Regions from separate parts of the Homo sapiens genome. Here regions 1 and 3 are each linked to region 2. A link is a loop called in an ENCODE intact Hi-C map of the cell type or tissue named here. Cell type or tissue: ovary. All regions are shown on one strand.

Region 1 (8,000 bases), 460 kb after region 2:
CCGGCTAATTTTTGTATTGTTAGTAGAGACAGGGTTTCACCATGTTGGCCAGGCTGGTCTCGAAATCCTAACTTCAGGTGATCCACCCGCCTTGGTCTCCCAAAGGGCTGGGATTACAGGCACAAGCCACCGCACCTGGCCCACGGTTTGATTGTTAAATATTAAACCAATTTTACCATCCTGGAATAATCCCAATCTGTCCATCATGCATAATTTTTACAACACTGGCTTCAGTTCACCACAAATAGACTTAGAGTTTTATAATCTATGTTCCTTGCCCATATGACTTAATCCACATTTCCAACGGTGTCCTTGGGGTGGATTGCTGTGATGGGAATTATAAGGCCACAGGCTGCCCTTATCTTCCAGGTAGACACGTACATCACAAAATTCTCCATAAAAAGCTGAGTTATGCTTCCGCCAGCAGGAATTACGGATCTTCTACTCACTGAACTTTCACTCACAGTAGGTAATATTATTTATTTAAAACCTTCACTAATTTCATAAGCTTAACAACATACAGCTGAAATATACCAAAGAGCTTCCGGAATCCTTTGTAAAGGGGATTTGACCCTTAATCAATTTCGTGTTTTTGCCTCTCGGATTTTATTGAAATGGGGCAGGCTTTCAGCTTTAGATGTTTCCCACATAAGATGCCCCATCTTTCAAATCATCTGGAAGAGACGACATTTTAGCCGGCACAAGAGAGGCTACGCTGCAGGAACAAACATCCCCCAACTGTCCATGACAATGTTCTATGGGCCAGGGATCCTCCAGGCAGCTGCACCTCCAGAGCACCTGCAGAGTCCACAGCTGCTGAAGCTGGCGGGGGAGAGCTGGGGACCCAGTATGGGCCACCCCTGCCCACAGTCTGCCGGCCAAAGCCATTCCAACATCCAAGCACCTGCTCCTTCAAGGGGACAAGGAGGCACAGCACCCTCAAGGCTTGAGGAGGAGAGCCTGAAAGCATGGTCAGAGGTACCCACGTGGCCAGGATGGACGGCCAGGGGCCAGGCACACCGAGGACCGGCCGCAGCCGCCCCAGCCCCACACAGGCCCAGCACTGCATTTGGACATGCTTTCTGGCTTCTTTCTCTCCTGGGGGACGGCCGCCTCCTCCCAGCCACTGTGCCACCCCCAGCCCCCACCCAGCCTGCTGGCAGAGGCCTCAGCTCCCAGCCAGGACCTCTCAGTGCTGAGCAACAGAGGCCTCCGGCTGTGCCTTCAGCCCAGTGTGGTGGGTGGACCCTCAGGTCTGCAGAGGACTTCTCAGGCACAGCAGACTGGTAATGACCTGGCTGCTCAGCCGGGCCCTCACTGAAGGGCAGCATTTGGAAGCCACCAGGCCAGCAGGGGTCCCAGCGTGCCCTGGCCTTGGCTTTTCGGGGCCCTGGGGCATCTCACAGGGACCAAGCCCTCAGGAGACACACACGTGGGAATCATCGCTCAGGTCCTCGCTCCCCTGCAGGGAGGAAGAATGACCTCCCATTGGGTAGGGTGGTGGGGAGGGGGCCCACCTCGGAGGCACCGCCCTTTCATAGCCTCTGAGCCTTTTCAGGAGATGGAAGCAGCAGGAAGCCAGGCTTGGTCCTCCTGTGCCACCCCCACCATCTGCTCACAGCCAGCCAAGGCGGGGCTGCCGTCCCCAGCACAGGGTCAAGCGCCCCAACAAGGACTGGACCTGCTGCGTCCTGGACTCCACAGCCCTCCCACCCATCCCTGCCTGAGAATTATCAGTGGAGGCTCATCCCCAAGGCCCACGTCACCCCAGCGGGGCCACAGGGCTCCTGCATCTGCCCTGGAGGAGCTGCCAGCTGGAGCATGGCGGTCAAACCTGAGGTGTGGCTGGAGCTATCACAGCGAAGTACAGGTCTCTCCTGAGGAGGCCCAAGGCCCTGATTCCATCCCTTCTGGAAACTTCCAGGTGCAGCAAGATGAGTGTGAGGCCGGGCTGGGCCCAGGAGAGAAAAGCAGGAGGGGGTGGGGGTGCCCACATCCTGGGGCAGCCACCAGGACAGGGCAGAGACATCCTGAAAGCATGGACGCCCCCCATGCCCAGCCAGAGAAAGGTGCCAGGGATGCTGATGGCTCATTGGTGGTGCCTCTCACATCCCTCAGCACCCGGCATTGGGCAGCAGCCAAGAGGGCAGCCATGGGGGGCCTCGTGATCACGGATCAGTAACCTTTGTTCTGAACGGGGTGGTTTGTTTTCATGGAGGAGCCGAGTTTGTAAGGCCCAAGTTATTGAGCAGCAGCTTCCTAAGTCACGAGACCCTGAGGCCTCCCACCTCCCCAAGGCCTGGAGCTAAATCCGCAGGGTCAGCTCCACCTCCGACATTCCTCCTGGTCACCTTCACCCCTGCCCTTGTCTCTACCTTTGCTTTCCAGGGAAGGGGAAGCAGAGTGTCCACCCACCAGGGCAGGAGGCCGGGGGGCAGGGGAGACAGACAGCAAGACACAGAGGCAGAGAGACAGGGAGACAGACAGAGAGGCAGAGAGAAACAGAGACAGAGAGACAGGGACACAGAGAGGCAGAGAGAAACAGAGACAGAGAGGCAGAGAGAGATAGAGACAGAGAAGGAGGGAAGAGGAGAAGAGAAAGGACAGAAGGGGAGAGAGGGGGCCAGTCCCCATGGTCCTGTCCCTGGCACCCACGGCACTCATGGGTGCTCCATGCTGGGGCCACTGCATTCCCAGGAGGGGCCGTGCCCCAGATGCTCTGGTCCCTGGGTGGGAATTCCCAGGACACCTGTGCGTGTGGCGCTCTGGGCACCTGCCAGCCAGGGGACGCTGGCCTTGCACTGGCACTGTGCCTCTCCTATGGGCATCACATTCCTGGCTGTGTTTACTGCTAGGTTATCAGGAGAGCCAGTGCTTACCCAAACGTGGATCTTTGCGGAAATAACCCAGAGATAAGCTGGGACAGGCTGCAGTTTGACTTTCCTCTGTGTCAAGATAACAGCTGAGATCAGCGGGTGGCAGCGGAAGCACAGAGAGGGGCTGTGACCTCCTCTCCACAGAGTGTGTCAGATGGGGCCCTGGCTGCCCTGAGTGGACGACATCCAGGGAGGCTGCCCGGCCAGAAGCCCTGGGCCTGGAAGCAGCCAGCTTGAAGCTTGTGGCCTGGAGGCCTGGGGGCCAGAGTCCTGCACGGAAGCCCTGGTCCCATCCATGGAACCCTTCTGCTCTATGGTGCACAGCTGGGAAAAGTGAAGGGACACCCCTAGTTATTGTAGTTATTGTCAGAGAAATAACCATAGTGTAAATGTGTGTTTTTGTAACTTTTGTGATTATAAAATACAGTTTTGTAACATATTTGGAAAATGCAGAACAAACACGGAGAGGAGAAGTGTCCTCATTTCACCATCCATGGGGGCGAGAAACAGCCAATTCAGCATTTTCCATCCTGACGCATGTGTGCATATGTACACGCATATCACACATATGTGCCAGTTCCATTCTGACACTTGTGCAGATGCACACGCATATTACACATATGTGCCAGCTCCATCCTGATGTGTGCAGATGTGTAAAGATGCACAAGCATGTTACACATGTGCCAGCTCCATCACGACACGTGTGCAGATGCACACACATCACACATGTGTAAAGTTCATCATGACACGTGTGCAGGTGCACACACATGTTACACATATGTGCCAGTTCCATCCTGACATGTGTGCAGATGTGTAAAGATGCACAAGCGTGTTACACATGTGCCAGCTCCATCACATGTGTGCAGATGCACACACATATCACACATATGTGCCAACTCCATCCTGACATGTGTGCATATGCACACACGTATCACATGTATGTGCCAATACTCCCTCTGGGAGTTGGGGGAGGAGCTCCTTCCACAGACCCTCCAGGCACTCCAGGTACCGGGTGACAAAGGGTGGGCTGGGTCAGCCCTCATTCTACAGATGAGGAAACTGAGTCCTGGGGACAAAGAGACCACTCAGGGTGGAGGCCAAGGGGCACCAGACCCCAGGTCTCCTTCCCACAACCCAGCCCAGTCCAATGGCCCTGCTCACCTCCCAGCCCCATCCAGGATAAAGCCCTCCCAATGGCCTCTCCCAGAGGAGCCTCCCCAGGCAGGACCAGCCCCATCTTCCAGCTGGGGGCCCAAGCATCCGCTAGGGGCCTGGTCAGTAAATGAACCCAGGTCCTCAGACTAGCAGCTCAGCCACCCCTGGCCTCCATGGCCCAGAAGAAAGGTCCTGGGATGTGGGCACAGTGTCCGTGGGTCCCGGTGAGGGGGAGTGGTCCTCACCTCCGTCCACCTGACCCCAGGGCGTACAGGGGCCTCCACTGCAGGGGAGGCTCGGGTGCCAGTCTCAGCCCCAAGAGGCGCCAAGTTGAGTTTGTGGATGGGACAGAAGGGGCGTCCAAGGCCACAGCCTGACCCGACCCCGCAGCACCTGGGTTATCCCTGAGCTCCTTCTCCAAGCACCTCTAGAATCCTGTAAAATGGTTTCTAACCAATGGTTTGTGATTAACCGTCAACTGGGGAGGTGTCTTCTCAGTGGCCTGTGGTTTTCCAAGAAGCACCTGTGACCCTGTTGAGCACCTGCAAAGAGAACCTGGGCAGAGCGGGGTCCGCCTCTGTGGAACATTCCAGGAGCTCTGCCTGCCTAGCACCTGCACCCGTGCGGGGTACTCAGGCAGCTCTCGTCCCCAGGTGAGTCTGCTCTCTGGGGCCTCCAGGTTTCTGCCCACGGCTAGGATGCCCGTGTCCCACCCATCCAGGCCCCTTCCCCCAGACCCTGGGTGCTCCTCCTGCCCCACCCCAGGGCCGTGTGCACCCAGCCCTTCATCATCTCCACGCCCTGATGTGCAGAACCCTTGGTGGCCCTGGCTGGGCCTGCCCATGGCTCTCCAGCCTTGCCAGCCTATCGGGAGCCTGGGGCTGCGCCCGGGGTGGGGACAGGGGCTCCCCATTTAGCAGCCCAGACTGGAAGCCTTAGGTGGAGGTGGAGCACACACCGCTGGCCAGAGGGGGTCTGCTGCCCTGGAAAGGGTTGGGGGAGAAGTGAGCTCCCCTTACGTCTCCTATTTCCCCCTCATGCCCCTTCTTGCCCCTCCCTCACCCCCTGCAGCAGCCCCTGAGGGGTCTCAGAGCTTGAAAACCAAGCAAGGAGGAGCTTCGCTGTTACCCAAAGGCCGCTGGCCCTGCCCCTTCCTGCCTCTGCCCAGCCCTGACCACGGAGCCACCTGCTCTCCCCCTCTTCCCTGGGGCCGGCCCTGGTGTCCTCCAGGCCTTACTGAGCACAGTGCCGGGTGCTGGGTTCTGGGTGCCGGGTGCCGGGTGCTGGATGCTGCATGTGGTTTACCCCATTCCTGCCCCACCCCCGTCCAGGGCTCCTGGGGATTTTGTCCTCCTGTCCAGGTGAGGGGCATCCCCGGCCCAGCATCTGTGCATCTGGAGTCTGCACCCTGGCCTCAGAGCTGGCCTTGGTATCTTTATGGAGCTGCCCCATGTAATGACAGCGGACTGCCGGGAACAAAGCCTGACTTGTCTACAGAGCCTGTGCTGCTGCTGACAGCAAGGAGCGTTATTAAAAACCCTTTTGTCTCTGCCCCTTCTGCGGGCTCATTGACCTTCACGGGCCAAGCAAGGCACTTTGCAGCTGTATTTTGAAATGGAAGTGCTTCCAAGGAAACATTGTTTGGGGGAACATTTTTAGCAGGTGAACGAAACTCACAGTTCACCAATAGCAATCACGCCGGAGACGTTTCTCACTGTGCCCCACAGCCTCTCTGGGGCGAGCAGGCCTGGCGACAGGACACACGTCTCTGGGAGCCGGGTTTATTGGAGCCAGCGTGGACTCCCTGGGCACCCTCCCCCCAGCAGCTGTCTGCAGGAGCTGCGAGCTGCTAGCTGCGCTATCACAAATGTTAAAATGTAACTCCTCTTTGCTTTTCCTCAACCAACAGCAGCGCAGCCGAGCAAAGGTGAACTGTGTGGTGTTGATAATCTAATCGGGAGCACAGGGCCTCCCCGGGTGGGTGCCCCATTCCGATCCGCTGCCCCTGAGAGGTGGGCCTTGGGAGAGGCAGGGCTTGGACGCCCTTCCTCGGGGCAGCGGGGTGCAGGGAGAGTTCTTCTGGCTGTGAGTCCCGGAGTCCCCGACCCTGGCACCCCTTCAGCAAGGTTCTCAGGCACATCTGCCGGGGGCGCTGAGGGGACCTGAGATGGACGGGCCGGGAGGGAGGCTGAGGTAAGACCTGAGGCTGAGGTAAGACCTCAGCCTGAGGTAAGACACAGTGCTGGGGCCTCCCTTGAAGCCCGTTTGAAGTGAGGTCCCCACAGCTGTCAGAGGACACGCAGGGTGGGGGCTCCTGGGTGGGAAACAGGTAAACCTCTTGGGCGCCTGGGGCTGGAGGCCTGAGTGGTCCTGAAAAGAACATTCAGGCCAGGCGCAGTGGCTCACACCTGTAATCCCAGCACTTTCGGGGGCTGAGGCGGGTGGATCACAAGGTCAAGAGATCGAGACCATCCTGGCCAACATGGTGAAACCCCGTCTCTACTAAAGACACAAAAGCTAGCTGCATGTGGTGGCGCACGCCTGTAGTCCCAGCTCCTCTTAGGGAGGCTGAGGCAGGAGAATCACTTGGACCCAGGAGGCGGAGGTTGCAGTGAGCTGAGATTGCGCCACTGCACTCCAGCCTGGCGACACAGCGAGACTCTGTCTCAAAAATAAATAAATAAATAAATAAAAAGAAAAGAAAAGAACATTTAGTGAAAGGAGCAAGGAAGAGAAGGCATTCTGGGCAGACCCCGGCCCCCAGGGCACAGGCGTGCAGTGTTTCCCTTCCAGGGTTTGGTGGACACTTGGAGGGACCAGGTCGGGGTGTGGCCTGGGAGGGGTGGCCAAGGTCCAGGGGTCAGGGTCACTTCGGGGAAGTCCAAGGGGCAGCGCGGAGCCACCGCTGTGGACATGGGAGGAGCCTACTAGCCAGCATGGCCCAAAGGAAGGAGGGGCTGAGGGTCAGAGGTCATGGGAGAGAAGAGGGAGTGGGGCAGACCCTCTCCCAAGGCCATGGGGTGGGGGAGAAACAGCGCCTTAGGGCCTGTCCTGATCCTCCTCCAGAGCCTGCTCAGAGTGGGAGCAGCCCCTCCTCCCTTCCCCTCCACCACCCAGGCGCAGGTGCGGCCTCTCCCTGGCCCGGGGACCTGCGTGAGGTCAGCCCTCAAAGCGCTGTCCCTTCTGGCTCACCTGGGCCCAGGGTGAGGCCCGACCCCACGGTGGACCCTGAGTCACTGCAGCTTCTGTGCCCAGCTCAGGAACAGAGCAGCCTTCAAGGCCAGGACTGGGGAGGGGCTCGGCTTTTCCGGCCCTTGGACGCCACTCAACTCTTCCTGCCCGTGTGTTGGCAAAGAACTAGCACGGCCTCTGAAGCACTGAAAAGACAAGGGCTACCTCTTTTCCAGAAGGTCCCAGAGCCCACCATGAGCAGGCAGTGTTTGGGAAAAGCCCGGGGAGGTGGCAGGGGCTCCGAGGAGCGGGGGATTCTAAGGGGTTATAGCTGCGCTGAGCCCCGGGCTCCTCAGAAGCCTCAGAAGGAGAAGGGGGCTCCTTTGGGGGCATCCTCCCTGCATCCGGGGTGTTGCAGGGTGACCTCCCGTAGTGCCAGCAGGGGCGGCCCCTCGGTCTGGCCAGAGAAGCCCAGCCACTGTCCCGTATGGTGGATGTCAGGCCCAGTGCCGTGTTTCCGAAGGAGGGAAGGGGTGAGAGGCAGCAGCCAGACACCCCGCTGAGCCCGCCCCGACCCTGAGCACGTGGGAGCTGGAGACGGTGTCACACACTCGGCCTGGCTTTGGGACCATCCCTAGGGCTTCTGTGGGGAGGAGGAAGGAGGAGCAGACGTGGAAGGGCTGCCAGGGCCCCAGCAGATGGGGTCGGGGGCGGAGGAGAGCCAGGAAAGTGTGGGCGCCTGGGGGAGTCACAGATGGAGGTCTGGTACCTAGAGCCTGGAGAACGACGGCTCTCGGG
Region 2 (8,000 bases):
ATGTGCATTTCCCCAATGATTCATGATGTTGAGCATTTTTTCGCTTGCTTTTTGGGGCCAATATCCAGAATACACAAGGAAATCAAACAACAGAAAAAAATAGATAAATAAATAATCCCATAGAAAGTAGACAAAAGATCATTTCTCAACAGAAGACATATAAGTGGCCAAAAGGTTTATGGAAAATTCTAAGCTTTTAATCTTTGTGTTCCTTTCTTGTTTCAAGCAGTGTTTCTCTTTTTCTTTCCTTTTTTTTTGAGATGGAGTCTCACTCTGTTGCCCAGGCTGGAGTGCAGTGGTGTAATCCTGGCTCACTGCAACCTTTGCCTCCTGGGTTCAAGCGATACTCCTGCCTCAGCCTCCCAAGTAGCTGGGATTACAGGCATGCACCACAACGCCCAGCTAATTTTTGTATTTTTAGTAGAGACAGGGTTCCACCATGTTGACCAGCCTGGTCTTGAACTCCTGACCTCAGGTAGTCCTCCCACCTTGGCCTCCCAAAGTGCTGGGATTACAGGCATGAGCCACTGCACCCAGCCCAAGCAGTGTTTTTCAAAGCCACGTCTCAGGACCACCTCAAGAATGCAGACATGAGGGTGGGATCAGCAGTTCTGGGGGGGGTGGGGGAGCTGAGCGCCCCACCAAAGAAACGCTCACCTGTTTTGCAGAGCAAAGGATTCCACAGGGGGAAAAACAAAAAGCAAAAACAAGAACTTCCTGATCACCTTTTATTTTTGAGACAGTCTCAGTCTGTCACCCAGGCTGGAGTGCAGTGGTGCAATCCCAGTTCACTGCAACCTCTGCCTGCTGGGTTCAAGTGATTCTCATGCCTCAGCCTCCCAAGTAGCTGGGATTACAGGTGCAGGCCACCACGCCCAGCTAATTTTTTTTTTTTTTTTTTTTTTGTATTTTTGGTAGAGACAGGGTTCGCCATGTCGGCCAGGCTGGTCTCAAACTCCTGATCTCAAGTGATCTGCTCGCCTCGGATTCCCACAGTGCTGAGATTACAGGCATGAGCCACCACGCCCGGTGGCTGATCACCCAAGTTCTATCTGCTCCTCCTGGAGCCTGCCAGAGCCTTCCCACCTGGAAGCATCCGAGGGACTGAGGCTGGGATTTGGGGGAAAGGAGGCTGTCTGAGGAGGCCACAGCTGGTGAGCTGCCGGGATAGACCCACAGGGCCTGGGGTAACAGGCAGGGGTTTGGACACTGTCTTTCGAGTGACAGGGAGATGCTGGTGGGCACCAAGCAGGGTGGTGGTGCCATTACCTTGGAAAGTGGAAGGCTGCTTCTGCCTCAGAGAGCCATGGGCTGGAGAGAGGCGCCCGTGGGCTAGAAACCTCACACGATTAAAACGCCTATGACAGAAGGTTGGAGGGTGGCTTTTGCTTGTAAACATGATTTTTATTATCATTATTATTACTATACTTTAAGTTCTAGGGTACATGTGCACAACGTGCAGGTTTGTTACATAGGTATACATGTGCCATGTTGGTGTGCTGCACCCATTAACTCGTCATTTACATTAGGTATATCTCCTAATGCTATCCCTCCCCTCTCCCCCCACCCCACAACAGGCCCTGGTGTGTGATGCTCCCCTTCCTGTGTCCAAGTGTTCTCATTGTTCAATTCCCACCTGTGAGTGAGAACATGCAGTGTTTGGGTTTTTGTCCTTGCGATAGTTTGCTGAGAATGATGGTTTCCAGCTTCATCCATGTCCCTACAAAGGACATAAACTCATCATTTTTTATGGCTGCATAGTATTCCATGGTGTATATGTGCCACATTTTCTTAATCCAGTCTATCATTGATGGACATTTGGATTGGTTCCAAGTCTTTGCTATTGTGAGTAGTGCTGCAATACACATACGTGTGCATGTGTCTTTATAGCAGCATGATTTATAGTCCTTTGGGTATATACCCAGTCATGGGATGGTGGGGTCAAATGGTATTTCCAGTTCTAGATCCCTGAGGAATCGCCACACTGACTTCCACAATGGTTGAACTAGTTTACAGTCCCACCAACAGTGTCAAAGTGTTCCTATTTCTCCACATCCTCTCCAGCACCTGTTGTTTCCTGACTTTTTAATGATCGCCATTCTAACTGGTGTGAGATGGTATCTCATTGTGGTTTTGATTTGCATTTCTCTGATGGCCAGTGATGAAGAGCATTTTTTCACGTGTCTGTTGGCTGCATAAATGTCTTCTTTTGAGAAATGTCTGTTCATATCCTTTGCCCACTTTTTGATGGGGTTGTTTTTGTCTTGTAAATTTGTTTGAGTCCTTTGTAGATTCTGGATATTAGTCCTTTGTCAGATGAGATTGCAAAAATTTTCTCCCATTCTGTAGGTTGCCTGTTCACTCTGATGGTAGTTTCTTTTGCTGTGCAGAAGCTCTTTAGTTTAATTAGATCCCATTTGTCAATTTTGGCTTTTGCTGCCATTGCTTTTGGTGTTTTAGACATGAAGTCCTTACCCATGCCTATGTCCTGAATGGTATTGCCTAGGTTTTCTTCTAGGGTTTTTATGGTTTTAGGTCTAACATTTAAGTCTTTAATCCATCTTGAATTAATTTTTGTATAAGGTGTAAGAAGGGATCCAGTTTCAGCTTTCTACATATGGCTAGCCAGTTTTCCCAGCACCATTTGTTAAATAGGGAATCCTTTCCCCATTGCTTGTTTTTGTCAGGTTTGTCAAAGATCAGATGGTTGTAGATGTGTGGTATTATTTCTGAGGCCTCTATTCTGTTCCATTGGTCTATATTTCTGTTTTGGTACCAGTACCATGCTGTTTTGGTTACTGTAGCCTTGTAGTATAGTTTGAAGTCAGGTAGTGTGATGCCTCCAGCTTTGTTCTTTTGGCTTAGGATTGTCTTGGCAATGTGCGCTCTTTTTAGGTTGCATATGAACTTTAAAGTAGTTTTTTCCAATTCTGTGAAGAAAGTCATTGGTAGCTTGATAGGGATGGCATTGAATCTATAAATTACCTTGGGCAGTATGGTCATTTTCACGATATTGATTCTTCCTACCCATGAGCATGGAATGTTCTTCCATTTCTTTGTATCCTCTTTTATTTCGTTGAGCAGTGGTTTGTAGTTCTCCTCGAAGAGGTCCTTCACATCCCTTGTAAGTTGGATTCCTAGGCATTTTATTCTCTTTGAAGCAATTGTGAATGGGAGTTCACTCATGGTTTGGCTCTCTGTTTGTCTGTTATTGGTGTATAAGAATGCTTGTGATTTTTGCACATTGATTTTGTATCCTGAGACTTTGCTGAAGTTGTTTATCAGCTTAAGGAGATTTTGGGCTGAGACGATGGGGTTTTCTAGGTATACAATTCTTACAAACCCACTTTCAACTGAATTTGAGAGCGGGGAAGCTGGGAAGGAAAGCCCAGGTGTAGACGGCCTGGGTCCGCTAGCCCCGGTGCTGGCTGGATCCGGAGGCCTGGTGGGTGTGCGAAGAATTTCTGTCTCGGTCTTTCCCGCCAGGATCACTGAGGCTGAGCATGACCGTGCTGGGCGCGGCTTCCTGCTGGCGAGTTGGATGTCTGCCCCTTCGCCAGCTTTCCACAGGGCCGCTCACGACTCTGGTCTCCACCGCCCTCCAAGGGGTCCTCCCTTCTGTCCCTGCACTGGCGACGACAGCGGTCCGTCCGGCCCCGACAGAGCTCTGAGGCCTCCTGCAAGCCCCGCCACTGCCCAGGATGGAGGAAGGCTTCGGGGAAGCCTTCCCAGGCGGGATTCCGCCGGACCCGGGGGACCATCCACAAGAGAGTGTGGGCAGCACGCAGGACGTCCTGAGAAGACGCTTGCTCAGCTGGAGTGTTTAAAAACAAACCGAATAGCGTCAGCTCCTGGGGACTGCAGGAAGGGAACAGGCTCAGGGCCAGCAGCGCGTAAGCTGCGGCTCCGAACTGGGGACGCGGAGACCACACGGTGGCGCTGTGGGCCGTGTTTCCCGACACTGCAGCGCGTTAGTTCGTTCCCGCGGTTCTCACCCTTAGCCCCCAGCAAACTCTGCAGCAGAGGAAAATCAGATCCACCTGCCTGCGGGGTGCGGGGGAGCTCGCTTTCAGCAAACTCTGCAGCAGAGGAAAATCAGATCCACCTGCCTGCGGGGTGCGGGGGAGCTCGGTTTCAGCAAACTCTGCAGGAGAGGAAAATCAGATCCACCTGCCTGCGGGGTGCGGGGGAGCTCGGTTTCAGCAAACTCTGCAGCAGAGGAAAATCAGATCCACCTGCCTGCGGGGTGCGGGGGAGCTCGGTTTCAGCAAACTCTGCAGCAGAGGAAAATCAGATCCACCTGCCTGCGGGGTGCGGGGGAGCTCGGTTTCAGCAAACTCTGCAGCAGAGGAAAATCAGATCCACCTGCCTGCGGGGTGCGGGGGAGCTCGCTTTCAGCAAACTCTGCAGCAGAGGAAAATCAGATCCACCTGCCTGCGGGGTGCGGGGGAGCTCGCTTTCAGCAAACTCTGCAGCAGAGGAAAATCAGATCCACCTGCCTGCGGGGTGCGGTGGAGCTCTGTTTTATGCCTTGAAATGCATTTGCGGCATCCCGTTGTAAAACTGCCCGTGAACGCAGCGTCAGGCGCTCGTTTAAACAGGAAGGTAGGTGCTCTAAGACATCACTGAGAGAATTAAAAGTAACTACATAGCAGGAACAGCACGATCTCGTTTGAAGATTTTATTTAGAAACACCAAAAAAGGTAAAACGGGTAGTGTTCTCTAGATGGAGGAATAGGAATTCGTTTATTTTCTTATTTTTGCATATATATGTGTAACTTTAACACCAGTACTCTGAAAATCACTGAATATCAGAACATCTTCTTAATATCTGAGTACCCAGGGCGGGTCCGAGGACGTCCCCAGGGAAACTGTCCCTTGTCGGGGTGAGTGGCCCAAAGGGGCCCCTTTGGGATGGGGGAATGGGGACCCTCCCTCCCCAGGGTTTCCCATCCAAGGAATTTCACTGGAGGCCGGAAGGCTTCAGAACAGTTTTTCCTCCACTCTTGGATGATTTTCTTGGACTGCCCCAGACCATACAGCCCCTGTCACTGAGCAGTGTTTTGATGCTGACAGCCAGCTCCAGTTTCTGAGCTACCAGCTTCAGCCTTGCTCCCGGGCACTTGTGAAAAAACCCTACCTGGGCCCCGCGAATCCACATTCTCATGCTCATTCTGATCCCCGGTGACTCAGGGCCACATGGGAGTCTGGGAAGAAACAGCTCTGCCGGGGCAGGAGCATCTGCAGCCATGATGCCCCCAGCCAAAGCACAGAGGGTTGTGCCCTCTCAATGGGAGTGTCAGGGGCAGGGACTGCATCCCCACCTGTCACCTGTCCACCTGCAGCATCTGAAAGAGGTGTAGTTGTTAGTATATTGGCATTACTAGAATCTCATTGCAAAACATTTCTATCACCCTGAAAAGGAGCCCTGGATTCACTCCCAGCTCCCTCTCTCCGCAGCCTCCGGCTGCCCCCAGTCTGCTTTCTGCCTCCATAGAGCAGCTTATTCCCAGCATTTCATATGAACACCATCACAGGACACGTGGTTGCTTTCATGTCTGGCTCCTTTCATCTAATAATTTTTTTTTTTTTGAGGTGGAGTCTTGCTCTGTTGCCTAGGCTGGAGTGCAGTGGCGCAATCTCGGCTCACTGCAACCTCCGCCTCCCAGGTTCACGCCATTCTCCTGCCTCAGTCTCCTGAGTAGCTGGGACTACAGGCACCTGCCACCATGCCCGGCTAATTTTTTTGTATTTTTAGTAGAGACGGGGTTTCACCGTGTTAGCCAGGATGAGTCTCAATCTCCTGACCTCGTGATCTGCCCATCTCAGGCCCCCAAGGTGCTGGGATTACAGGCGTGAGCCACTGTGCCCGGCCTCACCTAATAATTTTTCTAATAATTTATTCAAATAGGCATCAAGCTCCACACAGGCACAAGGGCCAAGAGGTGCCCCCAAGGGCTCGTGTGTGGGGCGAGGAGGCAGGTGGTCCTACAGAGGGGGTGGTCCTGCAGTGCAGGTGAGTGCCGCACATGCTGGTGGCATCACCAAGGCCGGGACTGCGCTGCAGTAACACCCACCTCCCACTGGCTCAAAGCAAAGGGTCTGTGTGTCACTCATGTCGCTGCTGAACCCGGGCTGGGTGGCCCTCCCACAGCCCCCAGGGCTATGGTCTCTGGGTCACAGAGTGTCGCTGCTGAACCCGGGCTGGGTGGCCCTCCCACAGCCCCCAGGGCTACGGTCTCTGGGTCACAGAGCAGGCATAGGAGCTGCCTCAGCCCAGCCTGACCCCCAGCCCTTGTGCCCACAGTTTGCTGGGCAGAGCTGATGGCGGCCCCACCCTGCCTGTGGAGGAGTCCTGGAGGTGTGGGAGCAGCAGCAGGCCAGGCTGGCCCAGGCCCCTCCCTTTTACTAAAAGAAAAGCATCTCATGTGGGAGGTAGAAAGGGCAGAGCTGGGGAGGGTCTCATTGCTGGTTTCAAACTCTTTTTGCCAAATACTTTTTGTCCACACCTAACCCTCCACAGGAGAGTGGCCAAGATGCCCGGCTGCTCATAAAAGAGGCCCCAGAGCACCCCTCCCCCGTCCGCCATGTGAGGACGCAGTGACACAACTAGGGAAGCCGGTCCTCGTCCTCACCACACACGGAATCTGCCGGTACCTTGATCTGAGACTCCCCAGCCTTCAAAGCTCTGAGAAATGCATTGTTGTTTCTAAGTCCCCCAGTCTATGGCATTTTGTTATGGCAGCCAGAACTAAGCCAGGCTTCCACATGTGCATTCTGGGAGGACGCAGTTCAGTCCCTCACACTTGCTCTTCTCTGTTTTCCTCCTTATGTTCCTATCCTTCATTCTGAGAATTTTCTTCTGACCTACTTTCCAGTTATTCATTATTTTTCAATGACATCTAAACTATTTTTAAACCCACTTATTGAGTTCTGAAACGTTGCTTGTATTTTTTCCAGGCAATCATTTTTGTATTGCATTTACAAATAGGCACAGAGATAGAGACTGCAATGAGAAAACAGAGAATGCAATGAGAAAAGTTGGAGTTCTAGAAAGAAAGTGGAGGGAGAATAGGAAAAATACAATCAGAAAAAAAAAATACAAATCTTTCCTTTTCGTGTAATTTTTATTTCTCCACTGAAGTTCTTGACCTTGTCTTTTTCTTCTCATGGACAATGTCTCCAGCGCTTTCTGCAGCCATCTGAGGGCGCTGTGTCTGCATTCTCGTGTAGACGTTTTCATTTGCAGTGTCTCCAGTCCTTTCTGCAGCCGGCCTCTGAGGGCGCTGTGTCTGCGTTCTTATGTAGATGTTTTCATTCGCTGGGTTTCTCACCACTTACACTCGCGCTGCCATCTCTCCATGTGTGCCTGGCTCTTTCTTTCTTTGCCTGACATTCTATTTGCAATGTTTTGGAAGGAGAATCTGAGGCCAGAATGATGGCTCCTCCAGAGAGGGTGAGCCCGAGTGCCAGCAGCTTGGAGGGGCAGGGCGGCGGCTCTGGTGTCCTGCGGTTTGCGTGGGCTCTCTCTGCACTTACAGTCACAAAAAGACAGTATCTCAGGCAGGAATTCTCGCAGGGTGCATGCTTCTCTTTTGACAGTTTAATGTCACGCATGGGTTCCTTTGTAAACATCAGATCAATAGCAGAGTTCCAAATTAAAACATTAGGATAAGAAGCCCATGTTGATTCATCCGTCCCTGGAATGGCCTAGAAGACGGGGCACCTGGTGTTCGGGGATGCGTCTGTCTCAGGCCGGTCTCCATGGGTCAGGTAGCCTAGGGTGGGAGGAGGAGGGCGGCGGGCAGCCTAGCGTGGGAGGAGGAGGGCGGCGGGCAGCCCCACAGCCGGGATCCAGGAGAAAGGAAGGGCCACTCACTTTCTCTTCTTCACAAAGTCCTGGGAACGCAGGGAGGGGAGACGGGGTCTCGCTCTAAAAGGCAGCTTTGTAGCCAAACTGCTCCCTCCAGGCAGGAAGAGAATCCCCGCTCAGAAGAAAG
Region 3 (8,000 bases), 710 kb after region 2:
GAAACTGGGAGAACTGGCTAGTCATATGCAGAAAATTGAAACTGGATCCCTTCCTTACACCTTATACAAAAATTAACTCGAGATGGATTAAAGACTTACATGTAAAACCCAAAATTATAAAAAGCCTAGAAGAAAATCTAGGCAATACCATTAAGGACATAGGCACGGACAAAGACTTTATGATGAAATTGTCAAAAGCAATTGCAACAGAAGCAAAAATTGACAAATGGGATCTAATTAAACTAAAGAGCTCTGCACAGCAAACGAAACTATCTTCAGAGCAAACAGACAATCTACAGAATGGGAGAAAATTTTTGCAATCTATCCATCTGACAAAGGTCTAATATCCAGAATCTACAAGGAACTTAAGCAAATTTACAAGAAACAAACAACCCCATTAAAAAGTGGGCAAAGGATACGAATAGACACTTCTCAAAAAGAGACATACATGTGGCCAAGAAACATATGAAAAGAAGCTCAACATCACTAATCATTAGAGAAGTGAAAATCAAAGCCACAATGAGATACCATCTCACAGCAGAGTGGTGATTATTAAAAGGTCAAGAAACAGATGCCGGTGAGGCTGTGGAGAGATAGGAATGCTTTTACACTGTTGGTGGGAATGTAAATTAGTTCAACCATTTGGAAGATGATGTGGCTATTCCTCAAAGATTTAGAACTGGAAATACCATTTGACCCAGCAATCCCATTTCTGGGTATATACCCAAAGGAATATAAATCGTTCTATTATAAAGATACATGCACTTGTATATTCATTGCAGCACTATTCACAATAGCAAAGACATGGAATCAACCCAAATGCCCATCAATGATAGACTGGATAAAGAAAATGTGGTACATATACACCATGGAATACTATGCAGCCATAAAAAGGAATGAGATCACGTCCTTTGCAGGGACATGGATGGAGTTGGAAGCCATCATCCTCAACAAACTAACACAGGAACAGAAATCCAAACACCACATGTTCTCACTTATAAATGGGAGCTGAACAATGAGAACACATGGACACAGGGAGGGCAACAACATTTACTGGGGCCTGTCTGGGGAGGGTGGGTGGGGAGAGCACTGGGGAAAAGAGCTAACGCATACTGGTCTTAATACCTAGGTGATGGGTTGAAAGGTTCAGCAAACCACCATGGCACACGTTTGCCTCTGTAACAAACCTGCCCATCCTGCACATGTAGCCCAGAACTTTTAAAAAAAAAAGAGAGAGAGAAAAAAAAACCCACACATAGTCAATGTCATTAAACATTAGCTGTACAGCCGGGCACAGTGGCTCATGCTTGTAATACCAGCACTTTGGAAAGCTGAGGCAGGCGGATCACGAGGTCAGGAGTTCAAGACCAGCCTGGCCAACATGGTGAAACCCCGTCTCTACTAAAAATACAAAAATTAGCTGGGCGTGGTGACAGGCATCTGTAATCCCAGCTACTCTGGGAGGCTGAGGCAGGAGAATTGCTTGAACCCAGGAGGCGGAGGTTGCAGTGAGCTGAGACCATGCCACTGCACTCCAGCCTGGGCAACAGAGTACGACTCCATCTCAAAAACAAACAAACAACATTAGCTGTACAAAACAATAGAAATTAAACATATTATTGGAAATTAAAGAAAAGAAAATAGAACTAAAATACTGGACATTAACAGCATATAACTCAAGATGAATTGATTGGAAATAAACAAGGGAGGGAATTAAAATATACTTTTTTAAAACCTCAGAATGCTCAAGTTATATATATATTATAATGAATGTTAGAGTAGGATTTTAGAAGCAGCTCAGTAGTCTTCTCATGTTAAATGTATGCATATTCTATGACCCAACAACTCCGTTCTTTAGGTATATCCCGGTAAAAACCTTTATTCACCAAAAAACTGTGTAAAAACATTCATAGGATGACTCCTAATTGCCCCATACTTAAATAGTCCAAATGTCCATCAACGGCAGAATGGATGAATAGCCACATATTCACACCACAGCAGCTTTGAGAATGAACGGAACCCACTTACATGCAAAACCATGGCTGGATCTTACAAAGGAGCAAAGGAAGGTTTTTGCACGACCCTGTTTACAGACAGCCCCAAGCAGGCCACACCCATGGACAGCGTCAGAAGTCAGAGGGGCGCTACCCTCATTGTGGGGTGGAACAGGACCATGGAGTGGGCTGGGCCCTCCAAACTATGTGTGCTGACTCCCTAACCCAAAATGTGACTGTCTTCAGAGACAGGGCTTTTGGGAGGTAACTGTCAAATGAGGTCATAGAGTGGCCTTAACCCTATAAAACTGGTGGTCTTATAAGAAGAGGAAGAACTCTCTGCCTCTCCACGCCCTCCGCGTGCCGCTGAGGAAAGACCTGTGAGGCAGGAAGAGGGTCCTCACCAGAACCCAACCCTAGCAGACATAGATCTGGGACTTCCAGCCTCCAGAAGCAGGAGAAAATAATTTCTGCTGTCTAGAAGTCCCCCAGGTGTATTTTGTTATGGCAGCCCATGCTGACTGAGACAGATGGTGACCGGTAGGAAGACTGGGGCAGGGGCTTGTAGGGGGCCAGTCATGTTCTATTTTGGGTCTGGTTACTACAAGTGTGGTTAACTTCGTGAAAATTAAACAAGTTGTAAACTTGGGAGATGTACACTTTTTTTGCTATGTATATTATACTTCAAAAAAGTTTACTTTTTATTTTAGAAAAACATAAACAATCCCTGAAATATGGTAAAGAGACAAATTTCATATCTCTATATTGCTCCCATGGACCAAATTCAGAACAATTTGGGCAACAGAAAAAAAATGAAGATAATGGAGTATAAAATATTGAATTTCTAAAAATCTATGCATTCCTAGAGATCCAAGAGGGGAGAGGTAGAGGAGAGAGAGGAAAAGTGTGAAAATGAATTGCAAAAATAACCATTTGAAATGCTTTCTGAAATCGTAAAATACATTCAAAATAACTCCTGGATCAAAGTGACCATAGTGGAAATGAGAAGTTTCTGGAATTGAATGATAGACTCCCCCACTCTTGGGCATGTGGGAGGCAGCAGGAATGGCTCTGAGAGAAATGTGTTAAACACTCACCTGGAAAAGAAGAGAGCTTAGTGAGCAAAGCATCTAAGTTAAGAACTCAAAACAGGAGATTGAGCCCAGGAGACGCAGCAGGGGTAGACCACGGCAGAGGCGACCTGGCCTCCCTTCTCCCTGCCTGGTCCTCTTCAGTCTTGCTCCAGCTTTGGTCTGGCATTCGGTCTTCTCACAAGAACGTGGAGCTCTGGCCACCCACCTCCATCCTCTGTCCCTGCCTTCCCCCTGAGCCTTCCTCTCCTGACGAGAGGCCCGGTCCAGAGGAGGTGGTATGAGTGCCACACCAGGGGTGGGTGGGCTGCCACCAGCCTCAGCCCTGACCCCAAAGCCAGGGCCACTGGGCTGAGGTCTGTCCTGGAGGTTGTGGGTCCTGAGTCCTGGGCCTGGAGTCAGGGATACGTTCCCAGCCCAGCCCGGAACATGGGCCCACCTCTCTGCTTGCTCAGCAGTGACCCTGCTGGGCCAGACACCTCCACGGACAGGCAGTGGTCCCGGCATGCCGAGAACATGGACATGGGACAAAAAGGAACCTTTTTTTTTTTTTTGAGACGGAGTCTTGCTCTGTCACCCAGGTGGAGTGCAGTGGCACCCTGTCAGCTCATTGCAAACTCTGCCTCCCGGTGTTAAGCAATTCTCCTGCCTTAGCCTCCTGAGTAGCTGGAATTACAGGTGTGCGCCACCAGGACCAGCTAATTTTTGTATTTTTAGTAGAGACAGGGTTTCTCCACATTGGCCAGCTGTGCTCGAACTCCTGACCTCAGGTGATCCACCCACTTCTGCTTCCCAAAGTGCTGGGATTACAGGCGTGAGCCACTGCGCCCAGCCACAAAAGGGAAACTTTAAGCGAAACAAAACACAAGCATCCACAGCTGATCCTGCTTTGGGTCACCAGAGTGAGAATCTTCAAGTGTGCTCCACACCTGGGAGCTGCAACCTGCAACTGTTGGTCAAGGAGCCTCTCCTTGGGTCGCGGTGCAGCCCTGGGATGCCAGCCCCTGCTCCCCAGGGGTGTCAGGTGGTGGACACTCAGTGCCCAGGTGCAGTCCTGCCACCGCCCGCCATGCTTATAGTGTGTGCTCAGGGGTCCCCTTGGCCCAGACGGCCTCTGACTTTACTTCTGACATCCAAGCCCTGGTCCTTGCCCCAGTTTGGGAGGATCTCAGCCCCGCTGACTTGATGGCTTTCAGCTGCCTGAACTCTTACCCTAAAACTCTGCCTTAAAGCTCAGGGTGGCTTTACTGAAGCAACACACTCCCTCTTGAGGAAGGAGCCAGTCTGTCCCCTTTGTTTTGCCAGAGGCTCTATGTCACCTAGCATGGTGTCTGGGATCATGGCGACCAAGACACTGAATCCTCCAGCCTGCTCCGGGCGGATCAAGGCACAGGCCCACTGGCCCCAGCAACCTACACGGCCTCTGTTTCCCCTTCAGCACGATGGGAGAGATTGCAAAGCTTCCCAAGAGCTCAGGTCCAAGCCTCTCCAGGAAGTCCGCCACTGAATGTTTTTCCTAGAACAAGTTCCCACCACACTCCTCTTTTATCACCCCTCCCCGGTATCTTGTTTTTCCCATCACAATCCCCAAGCTGGGGAAGAAACTTTTCTTCCTGAAAGGCAGCCTGAAGTAGAAGCGTGGCCTGCTGAACTCTGCAGAGCCCGGATGTGTTTCAGTATACGACAGAGGTGCACCTCTCCATGGGTGCACCAAGGAGAGGACCACAGACATGCCACAGGAGGTGGAGGCTATGGGGATAGGGGCCCAGAAAGAGAGCACTGAGGAGGCCTCAGACATGAGGGGGCTGCAGATGCACCAAGAAGAGGACATGGCGTGGGGGGCACAGGCACACATGTCATGGGAAGCCACCAACACACCACATGGGGCCACATTCTGGAGCCACCACAGAAGGGGGTCTCTAGGGGGCCACAGAACCACCTGTGGGGTCCCAGATTCCACCTTCCTCTCACCAGAGAATTCTGTTTCACTTCATTTACAGGGTGGGCTTCTAGGTAAGACTTCTTCTAAAGGAAGTTTCTGTGGATTTCATGAAAACAACTGGCATGAAGGTGAAAAGCAAAGCTCTCTATCCAAAGACGTCATGATTCCCAACCCAGCCTCTCCCTGTGACGGCACCAGCTTGAGTGGGCAGCCAGGATGCCGACTGGCTCTCTCCGTGCTGGGGTGGGGTCAGGGCTATAGCCCACGGAGGAAGCCAGAGGGAGAACTTTAAAGCGGGGCAAAGTCCCAGTTCCCCAGTCCCATGGGAATGAACCCCAGTCGGGAGAAACAAGAAGAAACTTTCCTAGATGGCTTCTCATGAAGGTGCAGAGCAGGACCCAGCAGCGGCCGGAGACAGGCAGATCCAGCGTCAGGGCACAGGCCTCGTGACAACAGACCATGGGCAGGAGAACACACAGGAACGAGGGTGAAGTGGAACATTCCAGAAACACCACCGCTTGCCACCGTGGGGGACAGTGTGGGACTGCCAGCACCAAGCATCTGTGAGGAAGGGTCCAGGCTGCCTCTGGGCTTAGAGGCTTCCAACTTCCTGAGGACCCGATGACTAAAGTGTTGAGCCATGTAATAGGTATCAACTCCACTTCCTCACGCAGGCGAGAGAGGGTCTGCTTGTAGTCACACACGCAGCGTAAGACCAAGCCTTTGACTGTGTCGAATGGACAGCTTGTCATCTGCCTGCTGGAAGTTTAAGTTGCAGCAATTCACTCATTCCTCAGGCTGTGCAAACACTGAGCTGCTCATCTCGCCACAAGGGAAGATTAGTGATATGGTTTGGATTTGTGTCACCCCTAAATCTCATGTCAAGTTGGAGGAGGGGCCTGGTGGGAGGTGATTGAATCCAAGGGGCCAACTTCCCTTGCTGTTCTCATCATAGTGAGATCTCACGAGATCTGACGGTTTAAGTGTGTGCAGCACTTCCCCCTTCGCTCTCTCTCTCCTGCTCCACCACAAGATGTACCTTGCTTCCCCTTCTGCCATGATTGTAAGTTTCCTGAGGCTTCCTACCCATGCTTCCTGTTAAGCCTGTGAAACTGAGTGAATTAAACCTCTTTTCTTCATAAATTACCCAGTCTCAGGTAGTTCTTTATAGCAGTGTGAGAATGGATGAATACAGAAAATTGGTACCAGGAAAGTGGGGCATTACTACAAAGATACCTGAAAATGTGGAAACAACTTTGGAATTGGGTCATGGGAAGAGGTTGAAACAGTTTGGAGGACTCAGAAGAAATAGGATGATGTGGGAAAGTTTGGAACTTCCTAGACTTGTTGAATGGTTTCAACCAAAATGCCGATAGTGATATTGACAATGAAGTCCAGGCTGAGGTGGTCTCAGATGAAGATTAGGAACTTATTGGGAACTGGAGTAAAGGTGACTCTTGCTATGCTTTAGCAAAGAGACTGGTGGCATTTTGCCCCTGCCCTAGAGACCTGTGGAACTTCAACTTGAGAGAGATGATTTAGAGTATCTGGTGGAAAATATACCTAAGCAGCAAAGTGTTCAACATGTAACCATGTGACCTGGCCGTTTCTTTGTTTTATTATTTTTATTTATTTATTTATTTTTGGAGACAGATTCTTGCTGTCACCCAGGCTGGAGTGCAGTGGAGCGATCTCAGCTCACTGCAACCTCCACTTTCTGGGTTCAGGCAATTTTCCTGCCTTAGCCTCCAGAGTAGCTGGGACTACAGGCACACATCGCCACACCCAGCTAATTTTTTTTTTTTTTGTATTTTTAGTAGAGACAGGGTTTCACGTGTTGTCCAGGCTGGTTTTGAACTCCTGAGCTCAGGCAATCCACCTGCCATGGCCTCCCAAAGTGCTAGGATTACAGGCATGAGCCACTGCACCCGGCCAACCTGGCTGTTTCTAAAAGTGTATGCTCATATGCGTGAACAAAGAGATTATATAAAGCTGGAATTTATATTTAAAAGGGAAGCAGAGCATAAAAATTTGGAAAATCTGCAGCGCAGCCATGTGGTAGAAAAGAAAACCCATTTTCTGGGGAGAAATTCAAGCTTGCTGCAGAAATTTGCTTGTAAAGATGAGCCAAATAGCCAAGACAATGAGGGAAATGTATCCAGGGCATGTCAGAGACCTTCATGGAAGCCCCTTCCACACAGGCCCAGAGGCCTAGGAGGGAAAAATGGTTTCATGGGCCAGGCCCAGGGCCCAGCTGTTCTGTACAGCATCAGAATATGGCATTCTGCATCTTAGTTGCTTCAGCTCCAGCTGTGGCTAAAAGGGGCCAAGGTACAACTTGGGCCATGGCTTCAGAGGGTGCAAGGCCCAAGCATTGGTGACTTCCACATGGTGTGGGGCCTGCAGGTGCACAGAAGTCAAGAGCTGAGGTTTGGGAACCTCTGCCTAGATTTCAGAAGATATATGGAAATGCCTAGATGTCCAGGCAGAAGTCTGCCTGCAGAGTCCTCATGGAGAACCTCTACTAGGGCAGTGCAGAGGAGAAATGTGGGGTTGGAGCCCCCACACAGAGTCCTCACTGCAGCACTGCCTAGTGGAGCTGTCAGAGGAGGGCCACTGTCTTGCAGATCTCAGAATGGTAGATCCACTGACAGCTTGCACCATGCACCTGGAAAAGTCACAGGCACTCAACACCAGCCCATGAAAGTTGCCATGGTGGCTGTACCCTGCAGAGCCACAGAGGCAGAGCTGCCCAAGGCCATGGGAGCCCACTCCTTGTGTCAGTGTGGCCTGGATGTGGGACACAGAGTCAAAGGAGATCACTTTGGAGCTTTATGGTTTAATGCCTGCCCTGCTGAGTTTTGGACTCGCATGGGGCCTGTAGCCCCTTTCTTTTGCCCAATTTCTTCCATTTGGAATGGAAGCATTTACCCAATGCCTATACCCCCATTATATCTTGGAAGTAACTATTTT

The links. Peaks named below come from ENCODE experiments on the same cell type or tissue, not always from the same donor. Only the 100,000 strongest peaks of a DNase experiment are listed, where the experiment ranks them.
Region 1: it touches region 2 in a loop (4-fold over the local background); 15 of 110 quality-filtered maps call a loop at or near these places.
Region 3: it touches region 2 in a loop (4-fold over the local background); 41 of 110 quality-filtered maps call a loop at or near these places.

The regions. Positions count from the first base shown.
Region 1 is chr5:1,180,867-1,188,866 of GRCh38, reverse strand. It overlaps LOC124900189, which reads left to right and starts at 6,020. Exons shown (of 8, transcript XM_047417960.1): 1 at 6,020-6,224. RefSeq lists enhancers at 563-1,255, 1,256-1,949. In ovary, no CTCF peak of the experiment used is centred here; no DNase peak of the experiment used is centred here.
Region 2 is chr5:1,640,997-1,648,996 of GRCh38, reverse strand. No RefSeq gene overlaps it. Among named protein-coding and RNA genes, the nearest start is that of MIR4277, 64 kb to the left of the region's middle. RefSeq lists a silencer at 3,982-4,031 and enhancers at 4,980-5,642, 5,683-6,234, 6,235-6,787. In ovary, CTCF peaks have their summits at 3,898 (motif pointing right) and 7,234 (motif pointing right); DNase peaks (open chromatin) are centred at 3,916 and 7,256.
Region 3 is chr5:933,839-941,838 of GRCh38, reverse strand. No RefSeq gene overlaps it. Among named protein-coding and RNA genes, the nearest start is that of TRIP13, 45 kb to the right of the region's middle. In ovary, no CTCF peak of the experiment used is centred here; DNase peaks (open chromatin) are centred at 3,508 and 5,378.